Regions from separate parts of the Homo sapiens genome. Here all the other regions are linked to region 3. Evidence: read pairs that join two places in POLR2A ChIA-PET (ENCODE). Cell type or tissue: MCF 10A. All regions are shown on one strand. Links, peaks and the distances in the headings refer to the core of each region. The heading gives the core; the rest is flanking DNA.

What was found. Peaks named below come from ENCODE experiments on the same cell type or tissue, not always from the same donor. Only the 100,000 strongest peaks of a DNase experiment are listed, where the experiment ranks them.
Region 1: POLR2A ChIA-PET joins it to region 3 with 18 read pairs; 4 of 35 experiments call an interaction of 5 or more read pairs at or near these places.
Region 2: POLR2A ChIA-PET joins it to region 3 with 13 read pairs; 3 of 35 experiments call an interaction of 5 or more read pairs at or near these places.

Annotation. Positions count from the first base shown.
Region 1 is chr4:139,810,325-139,817,878 of GRCh38, reverse strand. All of the region lies in intron 2 of MAML3 (mastermind like transcriptional coactivator 3), which reads left to right. Among named protein-coding and RNA genes, the nearest start is that of MGST2, 150 kb to the right of the region's middle. RefSeq lists enhancers at 989-1,556, 1,557-2,126. In MCF 10A, for the core only: no CTCF peak of the experiment used is centred there; DNase peaks (open chromatin) are centred at 1,778, 3,078 and 3,378.
Region 2 is chr4:139,737,125-139,744,678 of GRCh38, reverse strand. All of the region lies in intron 2 of MAML3 (mastermind like transcriptional coactivator 3), which reads left to right. It also overlaps a transcript of MGST2 not described here. Among named protein-coding and RNA genes, the nearest start is that of MGST2, 75 kb to the right of the region's middle. RefSeq lists an enhancer at 3,733-4,233. In MCF 10A, for the core only: a CTCF peak has its summit at 4,010; a DNase peak (open chromatin) is centred at 3,998.
Region 3 is chr4:139,885,197-139,892,750 of GRCh38, reverse strand. MAML3 (mastermind like transcriptional coactivator 3) reads left to right here. Exons shown (of 5, transcript NM_018717.5): 2 at 1,784-3,394. Among named protein-coding and RNA genes, the nearest start is that of MGST2, 220 kb to the right of the region's middle. RefSeq lists an enhancer at 4,565-4,704. In MCF 10A, for the core only: no CTCF peak of the experiment used is centred there; DNase peaks (open chromatin) are centred at 1,740, 3,340, 4,220 and 4,500.

The DNA of each region.
Region 1 (7,554 bases), core at 994-5,993, 74 kb after region 3:
TGGGAGGAACACAGTGAGCAGGTGGAGCTGCCAGGAGGCCAGTGCAGAGAGCCAGAGGAAAGTGGGGTGGGGCAAAGCTGGAAGACATACTGGTCAGATGGCTTCAGCGTTGGTGGTAAGATTCTGCCCACTCTCCTGAGAGCTGTGGAAAGTCACTGAAGAGTTTCAAGGAGGAGTGTGATAGGATCATTTTAAAGCATCCCCCTAACCCGGCATAGAAAACTGATGGAGGGGAGTAGATGTGAAGAGATTCATTTGGAGGTGACTTCAGTCCTCTGATCTGAAAAATCACTGAATGGAGGGATAGGACATGTAAACAGAGGGAGGTGATATATATGGAGGAGGTGACAGTGAAAGGGCTTTGGCAATATTTGGAAATGGGGATGGAACCTAGGTTTCTGGCTTATGAAACCAGATTGACGACAGTGGTCCCAGTCACTGACATACAGAAGGTGGAGGTCATGGGTTTCATTTGGATCATATGGATTTTGAGGTATAACCTAGACCCTGGCAGAATTTGCATGGATGAAAGCCACGGAAAAAAAATTATTCTCGAAGGGGAGATATGGTGACCCCTGAGCCAACAAATGGAGATGGAAGTGAGTTTTTTGATGTTTGTTTGTCTGTTTTATGATTCATCCATCCATCCATCCATTCACTCTACCTATTACACCCTTCTAAGTACATAGAAGCATTTGAACAACAGAAGAGGAAGACTGGTAGATAGGATCAGAACCAGCTATGGCAGATCTTGATTTCCAAGCTAATGGTGTTGGATCACCATTGAAGGTAGTCAGAGTGACATCATGGCAGAGGTATGTTTCAGAAGGGTCGCCTAGCACCTAGCCTGTGTTGTACACAGGCGACAAACTAGAAGGAGGAAGACCATCACAGTAGACTCTAAGAATGCAAAAGGACTCTCATTCTTTCTAATTGTAATATAAAGTTAGCATTTAGGAATGACTAGCACATTCACATACATCCATTCATTATATTCCCTCCGTGTGGCTATGTATCTTTAACCTGTATAGCCACACAGTCTGGGAATAGGACAAGATAAATGTTGAGAGCGTGGAATCTAGGTCTTTTTCTCCCTTTTAGTTTTCTAGAACCAAGCAGAGGTTAGGTATTTTAACAGATGCTAATGTTAATTAGAAGTGAAAGACCTACACTTAGTAGGCACTCGAGATCTATTAAATTGAACTGGATTGACATCAGTGGTGTCTTGAAAGAAGATGCAGCACAACACTGGACTTCTCAGGGAGACAGGGCTGAGCCGTGGGGGCCCTTGCATGAGAATTAGGACCTTGGTGACCCCCGTCTGTTCCTCCTTTCCTCTCTCCCTCCCCCACCGCTGCCATGGCGACACGTCTGGAATCACAGTAAGCCTTATACCCCAGAGAAAACAATACTCTGTTCGAATGGTGTAAGTTGGCCTCTAAGCTCACGATCTGCAGGCCCCATCCCCCACAATCAGGGGATTCTTACAAAAGGCAGCTTTTTACCAGAGGGTCGGCCGCACTGCTGCTCATCGATTTCAGCCCATTTTATCCCTCGGCACTTTCACTTGTTTGTTTTTGAACTCACACCACAGCCTCGATGCTGCGGGTTTCATTTTGGCATGAAGTTACTGATGTGACCGTCTGCATCCCCTCCGCTCAGCCCCTCAGAGCACGGTGCTTCTTTCTTCTTTGTGTCTTGTCACTGCTGTTGACTCACCACGCTGGGCTGTTGGAGCTAAACTGAATTAGTAACAATGCAATCAACATCTCTATTTTTATCTTCGCACTCCCCTCTCTTCCTCCCCTCCTGACTGACTCACCATTTCTAGGTCTCAGAGCTTGGCAGTCTTAGAATTATATTGGAGCTGGGGTGAATATATGCACAGATGTGATATTTCTACCATTCGACACAATGAGTGTTTTATTTTTTTTCCTGGTAGCACAAGGGTTCAAGCGTTAGAAGTATTATTTATTATGCTCATCGTCGTCCGTATTGTTGCTGTGTTACTGCTCAAGCTGGTGTTTATCTCCTGAGGTCTAAGATGAATTGTAGGCAAGGCAGGGAGCCAGGATCTGATTTCTGAAACTCGTCTTCAGAGGAAACTTCAGTTTTGAACTAAAACTTTTAACTTTGTCCCAGTTGAGTTCTGGAAACCTGAACTGGAATCTGAAGTATATACTAAACACAAAGTAGTAGTAGTAGTACCTTTAAAAAATGCACCATGAATGCAGAATATCTTATTCTGCCTAGGCCTCTGCATACTGATCATTGTATTAATTTTATAATTGATGGAGATAGATCTATTAAGAACCTGGGCTTTTGGAGCCCAGATTTGAATTCCTTTCTGCCAGTTATTATCTGTAATCTTGAGCAAATTACTTAATTTCTTTGTGTCTTTTCTTTTATAAAATAGAAACTTTTACCTCTCACGCAAATGTCATAGTCCATATCTCATAAAATTGTTTTAAGGATTAAATAAGCTAGTATTTATAAAGCACTTTAAAGTGCCTAGCACATAATAAGCTCTGAATGAATGTGGGCTATTATTATTCAGCAGGCCATATTTACCTGTTGTAAGAGAAATGATTCATTCCTGAAAACAGTTTCTTTTAGCAAGCACAGTACACTTCAGGATCTTACCTTCCCTTATTCCTGAATTTACAAACCATCCATGTTATGGATACTAAGTGGACACCAAGTTCCAGAACAGACCTATTTGTCTTTTATTCATAAGTCGGGCTTTCTAGCTTCCTAGTCTGCCTTTTGCATAGCCAGAATTTTAGTTTCTCATCAAAATTAGGTTTTGGCTCTCATGTGGTCTAAATCCAAGTACACTCACTTTTCTTCTCCAGATAATTATATTTTACATAGAGTGACTTTTCCTTGGCCTATCTAATGCTGCCTCATTAGACTCTAAACCCTAATGATACTCTTTCATTTCTATAGCACAGCCATGGAAATAGCATATAAAACTCTCTGTAGAAAATTCCCTTTGTCTTCCGTTGCCCAGGTTCCTCCAGCCCTACGCTCTTTACTGGGTGTGGGAAGGAAGAGCAGTTGCTGGACTATTTTGGCAAGAATCCAAAGGGAGGGTCACAAAGCTCAGATGCAGGTAGGATTTGGAAGGTCCCCAGAAAACTCCCAGCCACTGTGTGCCCCAGAAACTACATTATCAGCATTGCCTACCAAGTCTTGGTGGTGGGGGGAGGGTGTTACCCACCTTTCAGCTATCGTAGCTGTACCAAAAAGTATCTGAACCACACAGTTCATTACAGTTCGTTCATATCTACACAGCAGCCACAAATCAAGAGAAGCTTGGGCACAGATCTGTGGGAAGCAGTGCTGGGAGTTTTGAAATCGTCCCCCGTGACAGGAAACCCTCTCGGGATGGCTTCCAAAGCCTGAGGGAATTAAACACACTCGAGTCACCTTCAGTCTGATTAGGTGTTCAGGGATAACTAGTTGGCTGTTTTGTTTTTTAGTCAGTATCTTTAGCCAGCTAGTAGTTACATAACTTGAGATCACAGAGTTCTGTAAGGCATAAGCCTTATATGATAGGAAGCATCATCGCCATCCTGATTTCTGCTCTCCAAAGCTTTACAAATTTTTAGCTACTTCTTCTAGTATGAATCTGTACTTCTAAATAACGTGTTTCTGCAGTTATCTCTTGATTATTATGTTTTAGATACTACTTATCGACTTTCTACCATGGAACAGGGAGACCTACCCACAGTTCTCTTTCTGCCTCTCAGATACGCTTCCTCTTCTTCCATCTTCCTACTTATTGATATATCACAACTTTTGGTGAAATCATCATTCTGTGTGTGTGTGTGTGTGTGTGTGTGTGTGTTTGTGTTTGTGTACTGTAGCTAGCTGCATGTTGGGCTTTGATGACATTTCTGTTGCCACTTTTGCTTTTTCTGCAGTTACTGGCTCTGTTTCCTTATTTCCTTGCTCAGTTTTTTGTGGTCCTGTCCTGAAATCATTCACAGAGTCTTCATCAGAAGGGTGAATCTTCTCTCAATACATTTGCAAACATCAGGTAATCAATCCATTTCTTTTTCTTTCTGGGATCCTTCCTTCTGGAGTCCTGCATCCTTTGGCCCCTGTCTGGATGGCTGCAGAGCCGGCACCCCGAGCCTTTGCTTCACCTTGATCCTGTGGGGACCCAGTTCATGGATTCCAAGTCTTCTCTGGCTTGGTTTAGTCCCCATTTCAGTGGAATGTATTCTCTGATCACTGCCTGAGAAAGGGTACATGAGAAGTAAAATTTGGGGCCTTGCATGTATGAAAATAGCTTTATTCTGTTCACATGTCTGACCAAATAGAGGATTCTAGGCTGTAAATAACTTTCAGGAGGAATTTTGAAGCGCTTCATGCATTTTCTTCTTGCTTCCAAGGTTGCCACCAAAAAGTCCACTGCCATTCTAATTCCCACTTTTGGAAACATTTAGGATCTCTTTTATTTTTAGCTTTCTGAAATTTCACAGTGGTGTTCCCTGCTGTGGCCCTTTTTGCACCCATTGTTCAGGGAATTTTCTGGGCCTTTCAACCTGAAAGTTCATGTCCTTCAGTTCTGTGAAAGTTTCTTTTATGATTTCATTGATAATTTTATGATGTTCTCTACTCTATTTTTTCTTCTCGTTTCTGTAACTCCTGTTATTTGGATCTTGTACCTTTTGGACTGAATCCCTATTTTCTTATCTTTTTCTTTTCTATTTTTCATATTTTTTACTTTTGTTCTATTTTTGAAAGATGTTTTTAACCTAACCTTCCCACCCTTTAATATTATTCCTATTACTATATTTCTAATTTATAAGAGTTTTATTTTAATTTTCTAAATGTTTATTTTTATGCCATCCTATTCTTAACTCATAGGTTCTCCCCTTTTTTTTTTTTTTTTACATTTCTGAGAATATATTAGAGATTTTTTAAATGTTCTGTTGCTTTTATTTTCTACTTTCTCTCTTCTCTGTATTTATTTATTCGGAGTCTGCATTTTATATTAGAGGCTTTCCTTAAATGTGTGGCAATCTTTACCTGTACCTTCATTGTGAAGAGTAAGATACTAACAGCCTAACTTGGAGCCCTGTGTTTTCATAAGGACTCTCAAGCGGCAGTGATTGGCCTGAAACCCAGCTGTGGGGAATCCAAGATCTGTTAGTCATTCCTCATAGGCTGGTTAATTTCCCTAGATAGGAGTCTACTGGGCTTCTGTCTAGAAGTTGTAAGACTGGCTGCCAGTGGCTGCCAGTGTTCTTGAAGCCAAGTGCCAGACAGGTTTGGAGTGAGGTAAGATTATCCGACCACTGAATTGTAGATTTCCACTTAATTCCCATTTCTATTACAGCACTCCCAACTTCAACTGCGCTTTGTGTCCTTGTGCCAGAACTCTCTGTTTCTACTTTTTCAAAGAGTAAAACCACCAACCCTTTTAGGGTGGAGAGGGAAAAGTAGGATGGCCATGTACTATGCACGGAATGAGGGATGAGGGAGAAGGTCTCAGGGTCTACGACTTCTAATACAGAATTTCAGCTAATCGTACTGTGTTTTAGCCCCATGTGCACCTTCATCATCAGAGGTACCTAGTGCCTCCAATTCCTAGACTCTTTAAGATTTTCTTTTTTTTGAGACAGAGTCTTGCTCTGGTGGATAGAGTGCAGTAGCACAACCATAGCTCACTACAGCTTTGACCTGGGCTCAAGTGATCTTCTTGCCTCAGCCTTCTGAGTAGCTAGGACTACAGGTGCATGCCACCACACCCAGCTAGTTTTGTAATTTTTTGTAGAGACAGGGTCTAGCTCTGTTGCCAGGCTGGTCTCTAACTCCTGGTGATCCTCCCTCCTCAGCTTCCCAAAATGTTAGGATTATAGGTGTGAGCCACCATGCCTGGCACCTCTTTAAGATTATTAACATACATTAGCTAACTTCTCCTTGGCTTTCCCCCACTGAACGTTTTAATTTCAGCTTTTCCTGCTCTACTGAATTAGTTACCACACATTCATCCACTTTCTAGTTCCCAAAATTATGTTAACACTTCATATATGTTTTTGTCTCCTCTCTGACACTTAATATGTAGAGTTTTGCTTTTCAGAAAATTCTGTCTTTTGTCATTTTTGTGGAGTGTGAGAAGTAAAGTAGAAAAGAAATGGAGATAAACATGTATTCAGTCCTCAATGTTTAACTGCAATCTATGATCTGACCCTTTATGTCTAAGAAATACCTTTACCATCTATGTGCATCAAAATAAAATTGTCAGGTTACTTGGCAAGTCCTTCATTCTGGAATATTTCCACTTGGAGCTGCCATAGTAATACGGGTCTGCCTCAGAATTAAGAAATGCAATGTGATTCTAGAACTATCCCAGGAAACCTAAGTCAGGTTTCCCTGGTTCACCAGTAAGTTGTCTAAAATTCACAGATCAGAACCAACCAATTCCCTGGATTCTGACCTGAGATCCAGACCGTAACTCCAGAGCAGCCTAAGTAGCTAATAGTACTCAAGCCATGGGCTGAAGAGACCAGCCCACACTCACCCCCTTGTCCAAGGCTTTTCTAGACTGTGTGCACTCTGGAAACACAGGATGATGGAGGCCCTTAGTAAATTAAATTTAGGTTCAAATTCCAGCTCTGCCCTGTAATAGGGTATCAGTTCAGATTGCTTTGTTTATATGTTAGAAGCACTCTATAACAGTGGCGTAAGTTTTAAAAAGTTTCATTTTCCTCATGTAATAAGAAGCCAGACACAGGCAGATGAGAGGAAATGTAACTGATGCACAATGTCAGTTATTTCATATCTCCTTCTGTCTTCCTACCCAATGCATGGCTTTTATCCTCATGCTTGTTATCTCAAGGTCACAGAATGACATCTTCACTGCTGGCCTTACGTCTGTGCTCCAGGCCAGAGGAAAATGAAGAAAACAACAGAAGAAAAGGGCAGGGCCAGTCACAAATTCCCAGCATACTTCTATAGACATCTCATTGGCTGGAACTGTGTTACACAGCCATCCCTAGCTGCAAGGGAGGCAGGAAAATCCCTCCTCAAGTACAATCAGGATTCTACTGAAGAGAAGGAATATTAGCTAGGCAGCCAGTGGTGTCTACCACAGTAGGCAACAAATTATTTAAATTCACTTGATTTTTATAACCCTAACTATAAAGTGAGAATAAAAAACCTACCACATAGAGTTGTAGAGAAGAATAAAGGGGAAAATATTTAGAAGATATATACCTGACACATAATGTGCCCTCCATAAGTGTTAGTTTCCTTCTCTGGGATCCTTCTGTGATCACTCACAGATCCCTCTGTGCTCTGATTTCTGAACACACCACAGTATCATATGCTGTGAAGACCTGTACAGATATATATTGATAAAAATTAATTTTAGGCCAGGCATGATGTCCCATGCCTGTAATTCCAACACTTTGGGAGGCCGAGATGAGAGGATCACTTGAGGCCAGAAATTTGAGATCAGCCTGGGCAACATAGCTAGACCCTGACTCTAAAAAAATTTTAAAATTAGCTGGGTGTGGTGGTGTGCCTATAGTGCCA
Region 2 (7,554 bases), core at 994-5,993, 150 kb after region 3:
TCCCACCATAGCCCCTGCCATTGTGCTGGGGTACTGGGCCTGTGCAGACTCCTTGAGCAATAAAAGTTTTTCAAAAAGTGGGATGCATATTCAAATTGAAAGCAAACTTTAATAGCAAAATATACACGCCACACATTGTGTTCTAGTGCTCAGACTTCAGGGGGAGGTATACTTGTTTTCTGAGCAATATTTGCATGTTAGCCATGCAGTGACTTACTCCACATAAAATCCCAAGCAAAGCTATAACCACAACCCATGCTCCTGGGGGGTGGTATATCATATTAAGCAAGTGGGTTGTTTGCTTATTTGTTTTATTTGTTTGTTTTAGCTGTGAGTGTTCTTTAAGAAAAATCAACTCTAAGATCTGGAAGCTGAGACTGAAAATGACACTAAGGATATGCAATGCTGCACAGCTTGAAGGGAAGGGTCTGAGGCTCCATGTTCTCAAACCAGATCCCTGAACCTCTATTAGGTCAGCCACCCTGGCAATCAATTTAACTGACCTAGTCAGCCTTCCTTATCTAAGTCTCTTAGCAGAAGGTGAATCAGAGTATTCCAGACCTCTCTAGGTTCCTACCCAAGGTGTTTGTGCATCTGACTACAGGATATATTTGGGCTGTGTCCCCAAGAAACCTCTGAGAGGTACTAAGAGTGACTGGGACCCTGCTACAGCAGTGACAACTGTTAGTGACAATGACCATGGCAGGACTCTATGGCCATAGGGATGGCCCCTCCACATGTGAGCTCTCAGCACCCTGTACATGAATGTACATGAGGACTTACTTTTATTTATTAATGGGGACTCAGAGACCCCATCTTTCCTTCAAAATTCTCTGTGACTACATCAAAGAAAAAAGAAATCAAGATTGGCCTTGTCGACCTTTTTTATATGCTTCTAAATATGATTAAGAGGTAGTGTTCTCAAGGCTTTCTATAGAAAGTAACCTTCAGTACAAATTATCCCCTGAGAACCTAAGGAAAATAAAGAAAGGAATCTCACACTGGCTGGCTTTTCCCCGTGTGGTATCCTTGGGATCTGAGACAGATTTCAAGTTCAGTTTCCAGGTTTGTCATCCCCACTCACCCCTCCTCCACTCCTCAGCAAGTTTACAGCCATGTATATTTAGTGTCAGCTTCCAGAAAAGGTTTGGTTGACTTGAGAAAGGTTTAATAATTGCTGATTGAGAAATTGTGTATTCTTAAAATGGGGGAGAGGATAAAGGGAAACAGAAACACAAAGGGGAAAGTAATTATTTGGGCCAAAGTACAAGAAACGGTGTCTATCAGAGAAATGGTCCAAAGGGAAGGAAGACCAGAAACAGGATCCCTAGTGTCCGGGAAGCTTTCTCAGGTTGAGAAGTCTCCTGAACAGCAGGTTAGATCTCCCTGTCCTACTCCAGCATTAATCACCCTGCCCCTCCTGTTCTGCTGTTATCCTCCCACAAGCAGTCACCTTGGAGAGAAGTGGTAATGGTTGCAGCAGCTCTTAAAGGAGGCGTGTAACTTTAGGTGGAGACGTGTATATGTGAATCGTGGTTATGCTGTAAAGCAGCCTGCCTGGATCTGGGAAGCAGAGTGAAGGTGGGTATGAAGTCAACTAGCTAGAGGAGAAATTACCCCAGAAAGCTTTTGGGGAAAAATGAGGGGGTGGTAGTGGGCATTTGAGGGGATATCATGGTAAGGAGGTCAGACTTGGCTTCAGTTTCTGGTGGAAAGAAATTAGGAAACTGGTGCTACATCCCAGATGTTTAAGCAAAAATATTTATGCTTTTAGAAGGGATAGGTGGCAAAAAATACTTGGTGCATAACCTCCATCTTTGAAGGCCTCTATTGTTATAGTCAAAAAGGTGGATTTATTCCTCACTAAAAGTTTCCCATCAACTTCCCAAGGGCAATTATACTGTGCACAGGATAAACACAAGACGTATAAAGAATGTTTATTCTAGGGTCTCATTTCATATTTAGCTACCAACTTAACTTTTATCCTAAGCAAAAGTGGTCATTTGTAAACAGGGATGTTTTCCTTTACACAGCTGAGGAACTGATGTGACCGTTAAGAACCAACAAAATCTGAGCTGAAAATATAGGCCCCACCTAAAGTTTCTAACTTCCTCATTATTAATAGGGACGATACTAAGAGCAAACCTTTATGAGCGCCTACTATAAGCCAAGCACTGCTGAATCATGCTTCCCAAGAAGAGTTCTGATTAAAGAGTGAAAAGTTTAAGACGGCCAGGTGCGGTGGCTCTCGCCTGTAGTCCCAGCACTTTGGGAGGCCAAGGCGGGCAGATTACCTGGGGTCAGGAGTTTGAGACCAGCCTGGCCAACACGGTGAAACCCTGCCTCTACTAAAAATACAAAAATTAGCCGGGCGTGGTGGCACACGCCTGTAATCCCAGCTACTAGGGAGGCTGAGGCAGAAGAATTGCTTGAGCCCGGGAGGCGGAGGTTGCAGTGAGCCGAGATTGTGCCACTGCACTTCAGCCTGGCTGACAGAGCGAGACTCTCTCTCAAAAAAAAAAAAAAAAAGAAAAGAAAAGAAAAGTTTAAGATCTGTAGAGAGGATGATTTCTCATTGTTTCCAGATTCCTTTATCCAGGTTACCATGTGTATGTGTGGCGTGGAGTCAAGGGCTGTGTTAGACCTCTTTGAGTGCTATATTCTTTCTAAAACTTATTTTTATGCCCGTGTGTCTCCAAGTCTTTCAAGGTTAAGAAAATACCTGAGCCATTTCTATTTTTTGGAGTGCCCAGGTATATTTACAAAATGAAGAAATGACAATAGGGCGTTTTAAAAATGCAATGTTTTTATTTTAAAAAATACAGCATAGGGCAATTATACCGTGCACAAGATAAACACAGGACATATAAAGAATGTTAATTGATAATGGACTTAGAGCAGCCCGATCTAATAACAGGGCAGAATTTTTTTTGAGACAGGGTCTCACTCTGTCACCCAAGCTGGAGTGCAGTGGCACAATCACAGCTCACTGCAGCCTCAACCTCCCAGGCTCAAGCGATCCTCCCACCTCAGCCTCCTGAGTAATTGGGACTACAGGTGCACACCACCATGCCCAGCTAATTTTTTTATTTTTAGTAGAGATGAGGTCTTGCTGTTGCCCAGGCTGGTCCTGAACTGAACTCAAGCAATCCTCCCACCTCAGCCTCCCAAAGTGCTGGGATTACAGGCATGAGCCACCACGCTCAGCTCAGGGCACAATTTAAAGCTGTAAAATAGATGCTATTTTTCAATCCTCTCAGGATTTCTCAGTGACTATATATGTAAAACCTTGTTCGAAGAATATGTCTAAAAATCTAAACTCAAGGTTCTTGTGGATGCAAGGCCCAGGGTCAGGTGGTCTTATGCCCTGATCCCCCATAGGCCCTCACGGACCAGGTATGAGCCCTTCTCCTAGACTTGCTTCCTCTAAGAAGCTGGTCGTCAGCCACAATCTTTACATAAGGAGAAGTACCAATCCCAGATTTCTAAGTGTTTCTGTTTTTCATTCTGCTTCCTTGTTTTTCCCTGCTCTAAGTCCTAGCCTCCTCAAACCCCACCACCGCAGCTGGGCAGGCTTCTACTCATAGGAATGGGGGCCGAGGGTGGGGAAAAGGGTAGCCCTCCTCTCAGAGCCTCAGCATCACATAGTCAAACCCAGCTTCCCACAGACAGGTTCAGCAGTCGGGAAACCGGCAGAGCAGGCTGACACGGGCCCTCCCTCTCACGGCCTCTGGAAGGAAGGAAGGAAGAACATGGGGACACCAGAAAGGCAGCTTGTGGAAGGCCTCTTCTCAGGCAGTCAGCACTGATCTCTCTCAGCCCCCCTCCCAAGGCTGTGGCGGTTCTGGAGATGACGGCGGGAAGTGCCCTCGCCTTCCCTCCACAGCATGCCCTGAGCACTCAGCTTCCCTTCCCTTCCCTTCTTCCTGTCTTGTAGTGGTTGCAGCAGAGAGCTCCATTTGGCAGCGTGGTGGTGCTCTTGTCTATTAATGGAAACATTGGCCTGTCTCCCAGTATAACACAAGATAGGCCTATGCATCAGTTATGCAATCTTTGCTTTGATGACTTCATCAGAAAGGGTGGGTACAATAAGAGAGAAAGGCTCGGGTTGGGGGAAACAGTAGCTCAGGAGGGGGAAAAAAATCTCCCTAGCAGCTGAAGACAGCTGAGACTGCTCCCCCTCCCTATTTTTAAATCAAGGAAAGAAAGGTAGCAAACATATGGGTAAAAAAAACCTAATGGAGCAGCTGACAAACCACTTTCAGTCCATGTGTCCTGACAGCGGCCACTTGCATGCCGGCAGAGGCTGTGCTCGTCTCAGTGGTGCAGGTTTCCCAGCCCTGGTGACTCAGGTCTTCTTTCCACGGAGAAGACAGTCTGTGGAGGCAATGGCAGTTTTCACCCACCTCTCGAGTTCTTGAACTCCAAAGGTCTGGCTGGTTCTGGCCATGCACTGTGGCTTCAAGCCTAAGACAGAGAAAAGCCACAGAGAGCTGGGTGGTGCCACAGAGAGCAGGCTTGTCCAGGTAGACCAAAGAATTCTTGGAAGATGGTCAGTACCCTTCCTCTGGGACTTAGGAGCTCTTTGTGGCAGCAATGTAAAGCCGACCTAGTTGCTGAACCTGTATCCAAGCCCAGTTGTGGAAGCCATGTACAGGTTTTAAAAGGGGACCTGCCACTTAAGCATGTCTGTTACACCCTCTAGAGCGTAAGGTGGGCTCAGGGAGAAATAGTCCAGGTCCCAGACATAACCTGGGCCCCTCTTGAACTCTACATTTCATTCCATAATAGTTTAGCCTTATTCTTAACAAGCTTTTAAAAATAATACTAAAAGTAATATATATTCATAATATAAAATTTGAAAAAGTATAAAAATAAAAATCCCTTATAATTCTTGTCTAACAAGACTATCCAGTGGCTAGTGTTTTTAGAAACTGCTTTTTTCTTTTTTTTTTTTTAGTTTTAACACCTGAGGACATAAAAGAAAAAAAAAAAAAAACTGCTTTCCTCCCCTGCCTTTCTTAACTATATATGGTAAGCTTTTTCCTATGTGATTAGATAGTCTAAGGAGGCATGATTTTTATTGGCTGCCTAGTATTCATGGTATGGATGTACCATAATTTATTTAATCAAGCTTCTATTGTTGTACACTAATGAACTTTTAACCAATGTAGAATTGCTTTGGTGGTGGAATTAATCACAAGAAAGGGATCAAAAGGACTCTATAACTTACATCAAAGGCAGACGAAAAGCATAACTCTCAAAGTTGTGTTTCCATTGGAGGGACTTATGGTAACTATGTTCAAAGCACTGATAAGGACAAATGGTATTTTTGTTGCTTTTATCCCTGCAAAAAAGGGCCTTGAAAGGCTGACCTTCCTGTGGCTGGTGGCATTCTCACATTTAGCACTGGACTGCCAACTTTAACCCTTTCTTTAACATTCAGCAGAGGGTCAGCTCAGGAGCTCGGAGAAGCTGTCCATTATAGGGCCATCATTTTGTCATCTCCAGTTATACCTGATGTTGGTTTAGGCTAGAATTCATCCCAGCCAATTAGTCAGTTGAGTTCAGTAAATCTGTATTTTGCTGCAGCTGTGGCCCTAGCTCTGTGCTGGATACTGGGAAGACTCATAGTCTTGGTCCCAAAGGAGCTTAAAAGCCTTGCCAGGAAGGATGCCATAAGGATATCATCCTGCCAGGAAATGATCACTTGGAAGCACTTGGAAAGTTAGAAGCTTCTACCTCTCCCATGTTACTTAGTTAAGAATCAGTAGGTGTGTGTAATTGTGTATATACCATGATCATAAGCATAAAAATATGTTATTGCATCTGGGATAAAACTAGGAGGAAATATAAAAACACATCAAAATATTAACAGTGGTTACCTTTGAGTGTAAAAAATGAGTGTTAGCTTTTTTCTGTATACTTTTTTTCTATCTATACTTTTCTGCATTTTTTTTTCTCTGTACCTTTTTTTCTATCTATACTTTTCTGCATTGTTTTTCAAATGTTCCCCAGCAATTGGGCAGCAGAGGAAGGAATCGGCAAAATGTATATTTTTTAAGTAATTGCCCTATCAATTAAGCATTTAGCTCCTAAAATAATGGGGACCAAGACCTTTTTTTTGTTTGTTTGAGACAGAGTGTCGCTGTATTGTGCCCAGGCTGGAGTGCAGTGGTGCAATCTCGGCTCACTGCAACCTCCGCCTCCCAGGTTCAAGCAATTCTCCTGCCTCAGCCTCCTGAGTAACTGGGACTACAGGCACACGCCACCAAGCCCAGCTAATTTTTGTATTTTAGTAGAGATGGGGTTTCACCATGTTGGCCAGGCTGGTCTTGATCTCCTGACCTCAGGTGATCCACCCGCCTTAGCCTCTCAAAGTGCTGGGATTACAGGCGTGAGCCACCATGCCTGGCCTGACCATGACAAGTCTTGTTCCCCTTTATTTTAGGAGCTAAAGCTAGCACCAGAAACACAGCACTTCCCTCACCCTGAAGGATGCCCTGCATGATCAAGAGGTTTCGGCAGTAAGAATAACAACCACAAGCTGTTTGTTATGTGCCAGTCACTGGGCCCATGGTGGAGCTGAGTTTCTACCCAGGCCTGTGGGGTTCCCCCAATGTACACTGTTCCTTTCTAGAAGCTGAACCAAGAGCTTTGCTGGACCCATTTAGCAGCCTTCGCATTGGGCCCCAAGTTATTGCTGCTTCAGTGATAAGCCTCCTAAATTGATGAACTCTGCCTCAAACTCAATCATCTTGGGGACACAACCATCACACATCACAAAACAAACCTTTTAATCCAATCTTCTTCAATAATCTGCTGAGACAGAGGATATTAGATGGGGTGGGCCCTTTTGGAGCTCTGCTATGAATTTATTGTAAACACCTCTCCAAACCCACAGTAAAAATTTTTCTGGAAAAAGAAAGTTTGTAAAAGAAAACCAAATCACTGCCTTGACACCTGATCAACTTCAAAGGGAATTGTAAGGTTTTATTTTATTTTGTTTCTTCCTTCCACTTATGGTTGAATGATCTAATCTTATGCCCTTTCTTTAAATGTCAAAGTTGATACCACAGAGGCATCCCAATTTTGGGTACCAGACAACATATTAAAAAAAATGATGCATATTTTGGTGCTCTTTCAGTTGCATCCTTTGATCCCAAGGGTTTCTACCTTTTTATTCTATGCCCATTCCTCTCCCCACCCCCTTCCCATTTCTTTTTATTCCAACATCCTCCTGGGTGGTCCGCTCAATTTAGACCAGATGCATGTTATGGTCAGTGGAAAAGTCAGAATCCCAGAGACGCCACCACCAGACAAGTTCCTTAACCTCTCAGAAATTTGGGCTTAAAAAAAAAAAATCAACAAAATGAGTTAAACATACAGGTGAAAGCCCCTAGTAGAGTGTTTTGCAATGAGTAGGTGCCCCATAAGTGTTACATTCTTCATATTTGAAGAACTCTTTCAATCAGAGGGAACTTTCCTCAAATCATAGCTTTCCATAGTTCACCTTATTACACGAGGGACTTGTAAGTCTAGGGATGTCTGATG
Region 3 (7,554 bases), core at 1,428-6,427:
GGTTTCACCGTGTTTGCCAGGGTGGTCTCAATCTCCTGACCGCGTGAGCCACCGCTCCCGGCCCCGATTTGGACTTTAACCTAAAGACAGTGGAAATCATTGCAGAGTTATACACAAGAAAGGCAGTCTATTTTTTTTTTTTTTTTTTGGAAAATGTGGCATTATAAGGAGTAGATTCAGGGAACACAAAACAGTAAATAAAAAAATAGACTAAAGAGCAAATGAATGGAGGCAAAGCGTAAAAGACGAGTTAGAAGATGGCTGCAACAATCTAGTAAGAGATAATGGTATCCTGGCCAAGGACAGTAACAGTAAGGGAGGAAGGAGATGAGGGGGCATATTAGTTATATTTTGGAGGTGGAATCCATAGGACTTGGTGATTGCTGACGTGGGAGGTTTCAAGAAAAATGCTCAAGTATCTGACTTGAATAAATGGATAGATACTGAGATGGGGAACAGTGATGAGGATCTGGTTTGGGTAACAAAGGATAATAAGCTCAGTGTTGAGACATGTTGAGTTTTAGATGTCCATGAAATATCCAGCAGGAGAACATTGGATTTAGTGGAGCTGAGCACTAATCCAATGAGCCTGCTTCAACTATCTTCTCTAGGCTGACGACCCCAAAACAATGTACCCAGCCCAGTTTTGTGAGCCTGGGAAGATGAGCATCTTTTGGGGCCGTCAGCCTAGAGAAGATAGTTGAAGCTGTTGTAATCGATGAAGTTGTCTAAGAAAGAATGTAGAGTGAGCAGAAGGAGAAAAAAAGCTTAAGACAAAACATTGAAGAATCCCATCGTTTAGGAAAAAGAAAGACTACATAAGAGATTGAGAAAGAGCTGGTAAAGGGAGAAAGGAGGAAATTGAGAAGAGTGTGATGTTGTGGAAACCGGTGGAAACGTGCTTTTAGAAAAGAGTGAGCCTATCAAAAGGTTCTGAAAGGTGAGGTCACATAAGAACTTAAAGTAAGTTTGGGATTGCATTAAACATTAACTTTCAATTCTATGCTATTTAGTACATGTGTTAAATTCCATATTCTTAGAAGTTTTTATTTTAGCATTTTTTTTAAATGTTGATTTAATTCCTTGATGTTCTCATTTAAGTTGTGGCAAGAATTTGGGATAGGTATTAACATCGTTTTCAAGTATGTTACATTTTGGTCCAAGTCTCATGTCTAGCATTCATGGTGGCTCACACTTGTAATCCCAGCACTTAGGAAGGCTGAGGCAGGCTGATCACTTGAGGCCAGGAGTTCCAGATCAGCCTAGCCAACAGGGTGAAACCCCATCTCTACAAAAAATACAAAAATTAGCCAGGCATGGTGACGCGTGCCTGTATCCTAGCTACTCTGGAGGCTGAGGCAGCAGAATCGCTTGAACCTGGGAGGTGAAGGTCTCAGTGAACCAAGATAGCACCACTGCACTCCAGCCTGGGCAACAGAGCAAGACTCCATCTCAAAAACAAAAAAAGAAAGAAAATAATAACAGATTATTCTTCCTTGCTGAGAGTATTGCCCTTATTAACTATCTCTTTTCTTTTGTTTCCCACCCTTCAATCTTTTGTTTGTTTTCTATCTCTTAGCCCTGTGAGCTCTGCTTTTAGATAAAACCTTTTCCCATACAATTTGAATTGCAGCGTTGCCTGATTTTGAAATTATAAGTATGACTTCTTTCCTGTGTGTCGTAAACCACTTAAAAGTTAGTTCATCGCAATGCACATCTCAATCCTTAAAGAGTAAAATATGACTTGGAGGTTTAGTCATCCTCTTTCCTGTTTCTTTTCCAGCTACAAGAGACTGTGAAAAGGAAGTTGGAAGGAGCTCGATCACCACTTAATGGAGACCAGCAGAATGGTGCTTGTGATGGGAATTTTTCTCCGACTAGCAAACGAATTCGAAAGGACATTTCTGCGGGGATGGAAGCCATCAACAATTTGCCCAGTAACATGCCACTGCCTTCAGCTTCTCCTCTTCACCAACTTGACCTGAAACCTTCTTTGCCCTTGCAGAACAGTGGAACTCACACTCCTGGGCTTCTAGAAGATCTAAGTAAGAATGGTAGGCTCCCTGAGATTAAACTTCCTGTCAACGGTTGCAGTGACCTGGAGGATAGCTTCACCATCTTGCAGAGCAAAGACCTCAAACAAGAACCTCTCGATGACCCTACTTGCATAGACACATCAGAAACATCTCTTTCAAATCAGAACAAGCTGTTCTCAGACATTAATCTGAATGATCAGGAGTGGCAAGAATTAATAGATGAATTGGCCAACACGGTTCCTGAGGATGACATACAGGACCTGTTCAACGAAGACTTTGAAGAGAAGAAGGAGCCAGAATTCTCGCAGCCAGCAACTGAGACCCCTCTCTCCCAGGAGAGTGCGAGCGTGAAGAGCGACCCCTCTCACTCTCCCTTCGCACATGTCTCCATGGGATCTCCCCAGGCGAGGCCTTCTTCTTCTGGTCCTCCCTTTTCTACTGTCTCCACGGCCACTAGTTTACCTTCTGTTGCCAGCACTCCCGCAGCTCCAAACCCTGCAAGCTCACCAGCAAACTGTGCTGTCCAGTCCCCTCAAACTCCAAACCAAGCCCACACTCCAGGCCAAGCTCCACCTCGGCCTGGAAATGGTTATCTCCTGAATCCGGCAGCAGTGACAGTGGCCGGTTCAGCGTCAGGGCCTGTGGCTGTGCCCAGCTCTGACATGTCTCCAGCAGAACAGCTCAAACAGATGGCTGCACAGCAGCAACAAAGGGCCAAACTCATGCAGCAGAAACAGCAACAGCAACAGCAGCAGCAGCAGCAGCAGCAGCAGCAGCAGCAGCAGCAGCAGCAGCAGCAGCAGCAACAGCACTCAAATCAGACTTCAAATTGGTCTCCCTTAGGACCTCCCTCTAGTCCATATGGAGCAGCTTTTACTGCAGAAAAACCAAATAGCCCAATGATGTACCCCCAAGCCTTTAACAACCAAAACCCTATAGTGCCTCCAATGGCAAACAACCTGCAGAAGACAACAATGAATAACTACCTCCCTCAGAATCACATGAATATGATCAATCAGCAGCCAAATAACTTGGGTACAAACTCCTTAAACAAACAGCACAATATTCTGACTTATGGCAACACTAAACCCCTGACCCACTTCAATGCAGACCTGAGTCAGAGGATGACACCACCAGTGGCCAACCCCAACAAAAACCCCTTGATGCCGTATATCCAGCAGCAGCAACAGCAGCAGCAACAGCAACAGCAGCAGCAGCAGCAGCAGCAGCCGCCACCTCCACAGCTCCAGGCCCCCAGGGCACACCTGAGCGAAGACCAGAAACGCCTGCTTCTCATGAAGCAGAAAGGAGTGATGAATCAGCCCATGGCTTACGCTGCACTTCCATCCCACGGTCAGGTAAGTGTGAAAGTGACACACTCTTCGAGCAGTTCTTGTGGTGCATTTCAGACTGTCGATGTGTGATGTTCTACAAGCTTCCACTGTAGTGGGGTCTAATTGCCTGCAGAAAACCTCTTTACACATCCTCAGGTAGTGGCCAGGTTTGGAGTGTTCTTTTTCCATTTCTCCTAAGAAATGGAAAAGGGTGGCATGATAAACTTTCGTGTATTTCAGTGTCTAGGAATCAAACTTCTTTTATTCCCAACTGCAGATAAGAATTACATAAAATTCTCACTCTGAGGGAGGGAGGCTGCAGAGGTCACTCCACCAAACACGGCACTACCTCTGTAGCTTCTCTCCCAGCTTGCATGATCCCAGGCTCTGGGTGGTGGGAAGCAGGGGACATTCAGGGCTGTCTACAACAGTTTTATAAGGCCCTGAGCAGCCTTCAGCTGTCCTACTGAATTATGAATAATGGGAAATTTGGCTTGTTGATATTCAAATATAGGAGAGCTTTCTGGATTTTCAAAGTGAAGTGGAGGGTAGATTTTTGTAGGACCTTATAATGTTTAAACACTTGCTGCTAGACTAGCAACAGTTAGAAGCTGGTTCAGTCTTCTTACTTGGGAGTGCAATGAAACCTCTCTGATACAATCAGCTCTATTTCAGGAAAATGTGATGGTGAATATATCTTAGTGCTGTATTAAAGTCTCTACTTTCCCACTGTCCTCCTTCATGGGAGGTTGGGCTCTTGGTATGCATGGTAAAAAATGAGCAGCAACCAGTCGGGAAGTGAATAGTCATTGACAAGCTTTTCAGTCTCTTCATCCTGACCAGTGGCAAACAGCCAAAGCTCCTTTAATATAACATTTGTTCTACCCTGAAGGAGAGAGTGGGGAAATGCCCATTAAAGCGACTCCCCCTGCCCTACATGGATGAATTCAAGAGAGATCATCTTACTGCCAGTTGCTGTGCTGTGCCTCAATTCTTCCAGGATGCAGACATGGTCATTTTACTTGGAGAATTTGCAGAAAAGTCTTTGCTTTAGAGGCCCTCATGTCTAAACAGGTTCTAACTAGTGCTTGGGTAGGTGTCCACAGTTGAGTACTTTAGAAGCACTGGGAAATAACGCAGGCAGATCTTGCCTCACTTGGTTATTTGCATCTTGTAGCTCCTGGAGTGCCCCACCCCACCCCCGAAACCCCAAGCTTGATGGAGCTGCAGGGCTGGAGGTGGTGCTGGCCTGCAGAGACAGGCCTGAGCTCTGTGGCTTCATTCTTGTCCTCAGCCTTACAACCCCCAAACCTCACAGTGGCTTCTTGTCTGCACATGCCAGCCGGCTCTAAAGATTCCGTCTGGATAAATAAAAGTATAACTTGGTTTACATTGACTGCAATCAGTAGCTACTAGAAAAATATCATTGAAATGTGAACTTCTATATATTATCTTAGTTTCATTAAGAATATATACCATTGGGGAGATAACAGCATTTTATATACTCCAGATTAAGTTCTGAAGCAGGCAGAAATATAGGCAATATACATGAATGTTTGTAGTAGCCCAGGCGTGTCAGAAGGTTTATGAGATCACAAGCTGTCAGAATGGTCTGTTGTTAATACAAATTGTGCTTCTACATTCGCTGTTCTTACACTAGCTACAGTAGAGTATTTCCTTCAAGCCAGACCAAAGATGAATAATTAATTCCAGTTCACAGGCTCTGCAGACATGTGAGTGCAATGATGCACCTATCCTCACCCCCACTAAATGTCTTTCAAAATGTGCCAACTTGGGACAAGTTCCTGTCTTTGCGGGAACATGAGTTTTAAGGGTACTTCTTTGAGGTCCTTATGCCTGCCTAACTATGTGTCACTGAAGCTGGTAGCTGCAGAGGTCATGTTTTGAAAGAGCTCAGTCAGCTGAAGAAGCAAAGTGATGTTTTTCTGGATTAAATCTGTGTGCTCCTCCTCTCTTCTCTCGTCTCACGAAGTATTTTCAGTGTGGACAGAATGTTCTTTTGTGAGTCCTCATTAGAATAATCACTTCTTAACCTCACAAAATCTCATCAGGTAAAAGCGTGCTTTTTAATGAAATATTAACTCACCACTGTTTGAAACGAGCTTCAAAATACATATATAAACATGTGAATGTCTTTCTGCAAACATATCATTTATTTCTTGTTTTTATCTGATTGTGAAGCAGTATTTACATAGTTCTCAGAATAGTTCATTACATTATATGCGGGTACATTCCACAAATACGAGCACGAATTACAGGTACGATATAAAATATAATTATACATAGGTTTAGTTCAGTTTCGTTTTCTGCTATTGCTAGTGAAAACTCACTTTATTCTTTGTTGATCACAATGACCATGATCAACATTTCGTTTTAATGAATGACTTCAGCAGCAAAGCCTTTTAGGCACGTTTATTTCAAGAAAATTGTCTTTTACAGATGTTTACTTATTTGGAACATTTGTATAAAATGCCATCTCAGAAATGAATAGGAATGCGCTTACTTCCTGTATATTTCAAAAAACAGGGAAACAAAAATAGAAACAAAAGATATTTCAAAATTTTGAATGTGTTTTATCTAGTAATTGCATTTCTCAGAATTTACATATTATTCTTTTTGATCAGATGGTTGAACAAAGATTATGCTCATGGTGTTACTTATGATAGTGAAAACTTTGATCCAAAAATAAGTATTTTGGAAAAATAAATACGTACATGACATTCATGATATAAATGAATGACTAATCATATGGAAATGCTCATAATATGAATAAAATAGATCATAAAACAATTATATGTTACAATCCAAATTGTGACTTTTAATATGTGTAGAAAAATACTGAATAACTAAAATGTTATTTTAGGAATTCTAAATACTGAATTCCTAAAATGTTAGGAATGATATTTATTTCTGGCTGGAAAAATTATGAGTGATTATTGTTTTCCTCTTTATATTTAACTGAATTTTCTAAACTTTCTATCATACATGTGTATTAATTCTACCCTCTGGGAAAATACTTTTTTAAGGAAGGGAAACTCCCTACTTAAAAAAGTTTACCCTTCGTTAATTCTTTTTTTAAAAAAATTCTTAGTTGAATTGATTTGCCAGTTGGATTGAGACAATATCATTATTTGCTATTCATTGACATATATTAGTTGTGAATCCCTGCTTTAGTGAGTAGTCCTAAAACCTGCCTCCCACACTCAGTTTCTTTTCCATTCTGTCTCCTAATCCCTTTACCATGTTCTCATTCCTAGAAAATTTTAGCTAAATTAGTGACAGTGAAAGTAGCAATAACATTTTTTACCATTAAAAGTTTTTGAATCTTCTCTGAGATATGTTCTTATATTATTTCTTTGTTCTTATATTATTTCTTTATTCCCTTTACTTTTTTTCTCTTTCTTTTTTTTTTTTTTTTTTTTTTTTTGAGACGGAGTCTTGCCCTGTCGCCCAGGCTGGAGTGCAGTGGCGCGATCTCTGCTCACTGCAAACTCCACCTCCCGGGTTCACGCCATTCTCCTGCCTCAGCCTCCCGAGTAGCTGGGACTACAGGCGCCTGCCGGCACGCCTGGCTAATTTTTTTTTTTTTTTTGTATGTTTAGTAGAGACAGGGTTTCACCGTGTTAGCCAGGATGGTCTCGATCTCCTGACCTCGTGATCCGCCCGCCTCAGCCTCCCAAATTACTGGGATTACAGGTGTGAGCCACGGCGCCCGGCCTACTTTTTTTTTTGTTTTAAAACCTTCTGGAACTTCTATTCATCATGGACTAAACCTCCCAGATTGTCTCTAATTTTCTTCTTACCAGCTTCACTTTTTAAACATTAATACATAATATTTACACATATTTATGGGGTACATGTGATATTTTGTTACAGGCATAGAATATGTAATGATCAAGTCAGGGTATTTAGGGCATCCATCACTGTATTTATTCTTTCTTTCTTTCTTTTTTTGAGAAAGAGTCTCACTTTGTTGCCCAGACTGGAGTGTAGTGGCACTATCATAGCTCACTGCAGCTTTGAATTCCTGGACTCAAGCCATCTTCCCACCTCATACCCCAAGCAGCTGGGACTACAGGCATGTGCCACCATACCTGGCTAATTTTTTTTTTTTAATTTTCAGTAGAGACAAGGTCTCACTATGTTGCCCAGTCTAGTGTCCA